2 separate regions of the Homo sapiens genome follow, and region 1 is linked to region 2. The links are chromatin loops, found by intact Hi-C in ENCODE. Cell type or tissue: Calu3. All regions are shown on one strand.

Region 1 (4,000 bases), 120 kb before region 2:
CATGATGATAATACAATGGTTTTTGAACAATGAAATTAAGACTTATTTATATTTGATTTACTTTATAATTTTTCTATAATCCATACATATTATGTTTGGAGTCAGAAAAAAATTGAAGAAAATTTTTAAAGAAATGGAGTTTGTTTGTTTGTTTGTTTGTTTTGATGGAGTCTCGCTCTGTTGCCCAGGCTGGAGTGCAGTGGCGTGCTCTGGGCTCACTGCAACTTCCGCCTCCTGGGTTCAAGCGATTCTCCTGCCTCAGCCTCCCAAGTAGCTGGGACTACAGGCACACAACATCACTCCCAGCTAATTTTTTGTATTTTTTATTAGAGACGGGGTTTCACTGTGTTAGCCAGGAAGGTCTCCATCTCCTGACCTCGTGATCCGCCCACCTCAGCCTCCCAAAGTGCTGGGATTACAGGCTTGAGTCACTGCGTCCGGCCTATTTTTAATAATCTATGTTCCTAACAATTAATATTATCTGGTGGAATTTTGTGCCATGAACAAGCCAATAACCCAATATCAGAAACTAGAGTGAGTATTGATGATCTGTAGCACCTATACCATACAGGCATGTAAATGTCTTGCAACTTCTTGTCTAGCACCTGTGAAATCAGGCTGGCTATAACTATTTTTTTTTTTTTTTAGATGGAGTCTCACTCTTGTCGCCCAGGCTGGAGTACAGCGGTGCGATCTCAGCTCACTACAACCTCCACCTCCCAGATTCAAGCAATTCTCCTGTCTCAGCCTTTCTAGTAGGGGCAGGGGTTACAGGCACCCACCACCACACCCGGCTAATTTTTGTATTTTTAGTAGAGACGGTGTTTCATCATGTTGGCCAGGCTGGTCTTGAATTCCTGACCTCAAGTGATCTGCCCTCCTTGGCCTCCCGAAGTGCTGGGATTACAAGTGTGAGCCACCGCGCCCAGCCTATAACTTTTAAACATTTCTATAGTGAGCAAAACAAAGTATTGACAAGATCCAGAAAAAAAATTCCCAGATGCCTTCTGTCATTACCCTACTTTGGGTAATGGTTCATTTACAAATGCCTGTCTAACTAAACACTTGATACTGTATGTGTTATGGGTTGAGAAGCAAGACAAAATAAGTAGTTCAGAGTTTAAAGTCTAATAGGAGAGGTAAATATGAAGCAAATAATCACGTAACTAGAAGCCAGAAAGATTAGTGAGAGCTCACCAAGCCAAGCTGAGTGGTAAATAAGGCATGAGGCAATATATGCCCCAGCTCTGGAAGCAAGAAGGCGAGTACCTAGTGCTCTCCAACAGCCAGCTCTCCTTCCTTGGCTTGCTTACGGAGGGCTCTACTTCTCAGCTCCTTTGTACTTGGGCAAGTAATGAGTCTGTTTCTGTCCACTAAAATGTGAACAGGAGTCAATATATAGCAATTCCAAGCCTAAGGCAGTCTCTTTCCTCTCCTGACCTTTAGCAGAGGGGTCCATGTCTCGTAGAGGGTACAGGTTACAGGATCATGTCTAGATCATGGAGTCCCCATATAGATAGCGGTCACCCTGGAGAATTGCCTGGACCTGCAGCAGACTGCATTGACAAGAGATACCTTTTTGTGTATGTCCTGTTTCATAGAAGAAATGTGCATCTAGAAATGGCAATATTAATTGCATCAGCTATGGCTGACATTATTATGACATGGTCCCTATGGAGATGCATTCCACAGCATTTTAAGTTGATACTCACTTGCCTGATCTCAAATCTCCCCATCACACACCTCTGGAAACATGCTTTTCTAAGCCCCATTTATTCAATTTCTGGTCAGTTTTCCCTCCCGGGTTGTAGCTGTAAGTAGAGTATACTTCTCAGTAGACTGCCACCAATCCCTAACTGCACATTTCCACGACTCTTTCTTTGAAGCCTCCTCTAGGTAATGTAAAAATTGCATGTTAATATCCAGCATGAGGTTTCTCTGCTTCACTTTTCTTAAACCCTGTCATCAAATATGTTTGCCAAACACAAAATAAACAACATAAAAAGAAGCCACAGGGGGGAAAAGACTACCATGCTTGCAACACACAGTCAATTAAACTCAGAAGAGTACAGTGATGAGCATTTGAGGCATGCTACCCACATATGCCTTGCTATGAGCACACAGACTACAGTCAGCCCCGCTAGTTCTACCTATCCTCATCTGTAGTAATGGCTAACATTACACAGGGCTTACTTTGTGTTAACAGGTTAGAACCAGACCAACCACCTCCATCAATCATGCCAAACTCAGAACTGGAAGAACTACTTCCAGTTCCAACTGAGAATGTCTTAGGACTCACATAAACACTTCCTTCTTCTTTCAGAACTGGCGTCGACCCCCACTTTAAGAAACCAATCAATTCAAAGACTTTTCCCGCTTTTCATATTCCAAGATCAATCACTGAACAATAAAAATTATGCAGTCATTTCCCCTGCTATTTCAGAATTGAAATGTATTCTCTTGCGTCTGTAAGTTTATGAAGTTCATTTGCTTATATCACAATAGTTTTTTGTTGTTGTTGTTTGTTGTTTTTTTTAATAAGAAGCAGGCTTTTCCACAGTTTACAGAACCCACCAAGGCTCAGCTGCCACCGACGAGGACCCCTGAGCCAAACGACTTTGGCATGCAAATCTGAGGGCCCTGAAAACCTCTTCTGTTTCAGATTCCTGGCTTATGGTGGAGAGATGAATCATATTCTGGGTCTGAGATATGATTTCATTGAAGCTTCCAAGCACTGAATCTGATTTTTTTTTCCTGAGAAAATTATATTTTACTGATTGATCTCTTTGGACTTTCTGATTAGACTTCTATCACTAAAAGTTCTTGGTGATATAGCAGTTTTCGTCCAAGCTCAACTTTATCTTGTTCTGTCATCCCATAAACATTATTTGTCAATAAGAGGAAAAACAATAGAGAATGATCAACAGATGGAGTCCCAATAAATCTATGTGCATGATCAAGAGTAGCTGCCAAAATTTGTGCTTATGGCTAAGATGGAGTAATAAGGACAGATTAACCCTCTTGCCCGAAACAACTAACACAAAAGGACGAAATATATGAAACAACATATTTCAGGTTACTAGGTGTCAGGCAGCAATAAACATTGATTGCTGGGAGATGGGAAACAAATAAGATGAGTGATGATTGGCTTGGCTTCAGGCCACAGAACAGAAAAACAGAACCGAAGAGGAGCTTCAAAGTATCCCTGAGTTGAGGAGATGGAGCTGAAAATCTGGAGAAAACAAAGTAGCTAGGGTTTACAGGACAGAGTAGTGAAGATTGTTGCAAGGAAGGAATCATCCAAAATAATTAGAGCTAATAATAGTGGGTACTCACACAGGACAGGGAATAGTGCCCACTCCCACCTGCCAAACTGAAAAACCTTGTAATTCACAAAGCATTTGGTAAAGTGTCTTGCCTTAAGTGTGAAGAATAATTAACCCTACCCTAAGACTGATGAACAAATCTTAAAAGTAAGCCACGAAAGGATCAAACTGTTTTCAAGTAGTTTAACTACATCCCAGAAAAATGCACAAGAATCTTTTATTATTATTATTTAATATTTTTATTTCAATAGCTTTTGGGGTACAAATGGTTTTTGGTTATAGGGATAAATTACATAGTGGTGGAGTCTGAGATTTTTGTGTACCTATCACCCAAGTATTATACATTGTACCCAATATGTAATTTTTTTTATCCCTTATCCCACCCGTCTTCCCCCTTCTGACTCTCCAGAGTCCTGTTATACCAATCTGTTTGCCTTTGTGTATCCACAACTTAGCTCCCACTTGTAAGTCAGAACATACGGTATTTTGTTTTCCATTCCTGAGTTACTTCACTTAGAACAATGGCCTCCAGCTCTATCCAAGTTGATGCAAAGACATTATCTTGTTCTATTTTATGGCTGGGTAGTATTCCATGGTGTATATATACCACGTTTTCTTTATCCACTCACTGGTCAGCGGGTACTTTGGTTGGTTCCATGTCTTTGCAATTGTGA
Region 2 (4,000 bases):
AAATTATTTAGCAAAGAGCAGACATATCGCTTTTTCCTGCCCATGTCCCTTCCTTGGAAAAAATACTTTGTCCTGGATACATGCAGTCTGGATGGGGCCATCAAGCACAGAGCCCTACCCACTCACCCAGTCCTGGCCTCAGGAGACGGGCCTAAAACAGTGTAACACTTGATAGAGTATTTAGTTCAAAGACAGTGGCAGCTCCAGAACTGCCATAGAAGAGGGCTTATGGACTGCAACTGGGTTGAAAGTGGGGCAGGAGACTATTTGGCTTGTCATGAAGTTGCACTTTCACACTAATTTTATTCATACGTTATCTGGGGGTTTGTGTGAACTGAAGCCACTCCGATCCAGTGTGCTCGCCCACGTGTACCAAGTGGGGTCCAGTCTAACCTAGCTATTGGGTTTTTTTCTGCTGTAATTCTGCCTACCAAGAGGAATCACCTGCAGGTAGAATCAAGCCAAGAGGAGGTGAGTGGAGTTGCAAGAAGAGAAACTTAATCCTGGTAACCATATTTCAGCCCCTGGAACATGTTGGTCTTTTTAGATCCATTAACTTCCCTTTTTTTTTTTTTTTTTTTTGAGATGGAGTTTCACTCTTGTTGTCCAGGCTGGGGTGCAGTGGCATGATCTCAGCTCACTGCAACTTCTGCCTCCTGGGTTCAAGTGATTCTCCTGCCTCAGCCTCCCAAGTACCTGGGATTACAGATGCCCACCACCATGCCCAGCTAATTTTTTGTATTTTTAGTAGAGATGGGGTTTCACTATGTTGGCCAGGCTGGCCAGGCTGTTCTCAAATGCCTGAACTCAGGTGATCCACCCGCCTCGGCCTCCCAAAGTGCTGGGATTACAGGTGTGAGCCACTGCGCCCAGCCTAGTTTCCCTTTTTAAGAGGGTATGGTTGCGTTGCTGGATGGGTTGCTGTCATCTGCATCCAAACAGCAATGAGTAGCAGAGATGAGAAGAAGCATGAATGGCTACACCATGGTGGCACACCAAAAGAAAAGAGGTCTAAATTCTAATAATTAACTTCTATGGAAATAGTTCCAAAATCTCATTTCTCATTTTAATTTCTCAACATATCTTTAAAAACTCTTTATTGCAAAAATGATGATTTATTACAAAGTGAATTCTCACATGTAACCCACCACCTGGGTCAAGAAATAGAGCATAGTCAAGCATCCTACAGGTTACCCCTCCCTCCTTCTTAGAGAAAAGCACATTTGTTTTGCCTGTGTGTGTATATGAGTGCCTGTGCGTGTGTGCATTTGTGTGTGTAAGGGGGCTGTTTTTTGTTTTTGTTTTTACTTTGTGAAGTTATCCTTTTATGTCTGGCTTCTTTTGCTCAAAACTATCTATGTGCAATTCATCCACGTTTTGGCTTGTAGGAGTAGTTCATTGATTTTCATTGTCATATAGTGATCTATAGTATGAATATACCACAACTTATCTATTCCGATGTTGACTGACATTGGAATTGTTTCCAATTAGTGTCCACTACAGATAATGTTGCTGTGATATTTCCTATGTGTATATGTAGGAGATAAATTGGTGGGTTATATGACATGTGTCTATTTCAGATATAGGAGATACTACTAATCAGTTTTCCAAATAGATTGTAACAATAATTTCAACTACCAGTGTATGAGTGTTCCCATTGATCTATGTCCTCCCCACACATCATGTATCAGTTGTTTTCATTTTAGCCATTTGGAAGCGTATAGTAATATCTCACTGTCGTTTTTTTTTTTGTTTGTTTTGTTTTGTTTTTGAGACAGAGTCTCACTCTTTCTCCAGGCTGGAGTGCAGTGGTGTGATTTTGGCTCACTTCAACCTCCACCTCTCGGGTTCTAGCGATTCTCATGCCTCAGCCTCCTGAGTAACTGGGATTACAGGCACACACCACCACACCTGGCTAATTTTTGTATTTTTAGTAGAGACAGGGTTTTGCCATGTTGGTCAGGCTGGCAAAACTCCTGACCTCATGATCCTCCCACCTCGGCCTCCCAAAGTACTGGGATTACAGGCATGAGCCACCACACCTGGGATCTCACTGTAGTTTGTTTTGTTTTGTTTTGTTTTGAAACAGAGTCTTGCTCTGTCTCCCCAGCTGGAGTTCAGTGGTGCAATCTCAGCTCATGGCAACTTCCACCTCCTGGGCTCCAGGAATGCTCATGCCTAAGCCTCCCGCGTAGCTGGGACTATGGGCGTGCACCACCATGCCTAGCTAATTTTTGTATCTTTTGTAGAGACGGGGTTTTGCCATGTTGCTCAGGCTGGTCTTGAACTCCTGACTTAAGTGATCTGCCTGCCTCAGCCTCCCAAAGTGCTGGGATTACAGGCATGAGCCATGCACCTGACCCTCATTGTAGTTTTAATTGGCCTTTCCTGATGACTAATGAGGTTGAGCACCTTTTTCTATAGTTATTGGTCAGGCGTATAGCCTCTTTCGTGACATGCATATTCATGATGTTTTTTTCCCTCATTTCCTATGGTTTATCTGTTTTTTCTTGTTCATGTGTAGTAATGCTTTATATTTCTGGAAAGCAGTACTTTATTACTTAACAATTACAAATCAGTTCTGCTATGCTGTGGTTTACCTTTTTATTCTCTTAATATACTTTGATTAAAAGAATTTATCAATTTTAATAGTGTTCAATTTATCAATCTTTTACCTTTTTTGACAAATACATTTGTATTTTGTTTTTGTCATCTTTGTGCTACTTTAGTCATAAATTGAATGTTCAGGTGTATGTGTGTCTTTCTCTCTCTCTCTATCTCTTTTTTTTTTTTTTTTTTTTTTTTTGAGACAGGGTCTCACTCTGTGGCCCAGTCTGGAGTGCAGTGGCGTGGAGCAATCTCAGCTCACTGCAACCTCTGCATCCTGGGCTCAAGTGATCCTACCACCTCAGCCTCCCGAGTAGCTGGGACTACAGGCACGCATCACCAGCCTGGCTAATTTTGGTATTCTTAGTAGAGACAGGGTTTCTCCATGTTCTCCAGGTCGGTCTTGAACTATTGTGCTCCAGCGATCCACATGCCTCAGCCTCCCAAAGTGCTGGGATTACAGGTGTGAGTCACCGCACCTGACCTATGTGTGTCTTTTTTCTAAACTCTATTCTGTTCAGTTGATTTGTTTATCCTTGCACCAATACCACATAATTTTAATTACTGTAGCTTCATAATAAATCTTTATAGCTGATAATGTAAGTCTTCCTGCTTTGGTGTTCTTCAAAGTATTCTTAACTTCTTAGCCCTTTTACTTTCATATATAATTTAGAATCAGCTTGTCAATCTACACACACAAACACACACACACTGGGGTTTTCATGGGGATTGAATTTAATGTATAAATCAATTTGAAGAGAATTGAGGTTTTCACAATATTGAGTTTTCCAATCCAGGAATGTGGTAAATATCTCAATTTATTTAGTTCTTCTTTGACTATTTTCAGTAACATTGTATATTTTCTTGGTGTCTTTGTTTATTTTTCATTAGGTTTAATTCTAGATGTTTGATGTTTTATGATACAATTGAAAATGACATAGTTATTTAAATTTCACTTCCTATTATTGTTTGCTGCCGATATACAAAAATATAATTTTTTTATGTATTGGCTTTGTAGCTAGCAACTTCATCAGATCCACTAGTTAATTACAATAGGCTATTTGCAGATGTTTTTGGATATTCTAAACACACAATCATGTCATCTAGAAATAATGGCATTTTTTTCTCCCTTTCCACTCATTATCTCTTTTATTAATTTTTCTTGCATTATTGTACTTGGAAGAACTTCTTGTAGAATTTGAATGTTTATGGTGATACTGGGCTTCTTAGCTTATTCCTGATCTCAAGGGAAAGCTTACATATTTTGCTATTAAATAGAATGTTTACTCTATGGCATCTGTAGACATTTTCTATCAGATTAAGGACATTCACTTTTATTCCTAGTTTGCTATGAGTGTTTGTCATAAATAGGTGTGAATTTTGTCAAATGCAT

Evidence for each region. Hi-C counts contacts between places; a loop is a spot of excess contacts. Peaks named below come from ENCODE experiments on the same cell type or tissue, not always from the same donor. Only the 100,000 strongest peaks of a DNase experiment are listed, where the experiment ranks them.
Region 1: it touches region 2 in a loop (5-fold over the local background); 12 of 110 quality-filtered maps call a loop at or near these places.

Annotation. Positions count from the first base shown.
Region 1 is chr6:139,347,870-139,351,869 of GRCh38, reverse strand. No RefSeq gene overlaps it. Among named protein-coding and RNA genes, the nearest start is that of CITED2, 25 kb to the left of the region's middle. In Calu3, no CTCF peak of the experiment used is centred here; a DNase peak (open chromatin) is centred at 2,229.
Region 2 is chr6:139,225,109-139,229,108 of GRCh38, reverse strand. It overlaps a transcript of TXLNB not described here. Among named protein-coding and RNA genes, the nearest start is that of TXLNB, 65 kb to the left of the region's middle. In Calu3, no CTCF peak of the experiment used is centred here; no DNase peak of the experiment used is centred here.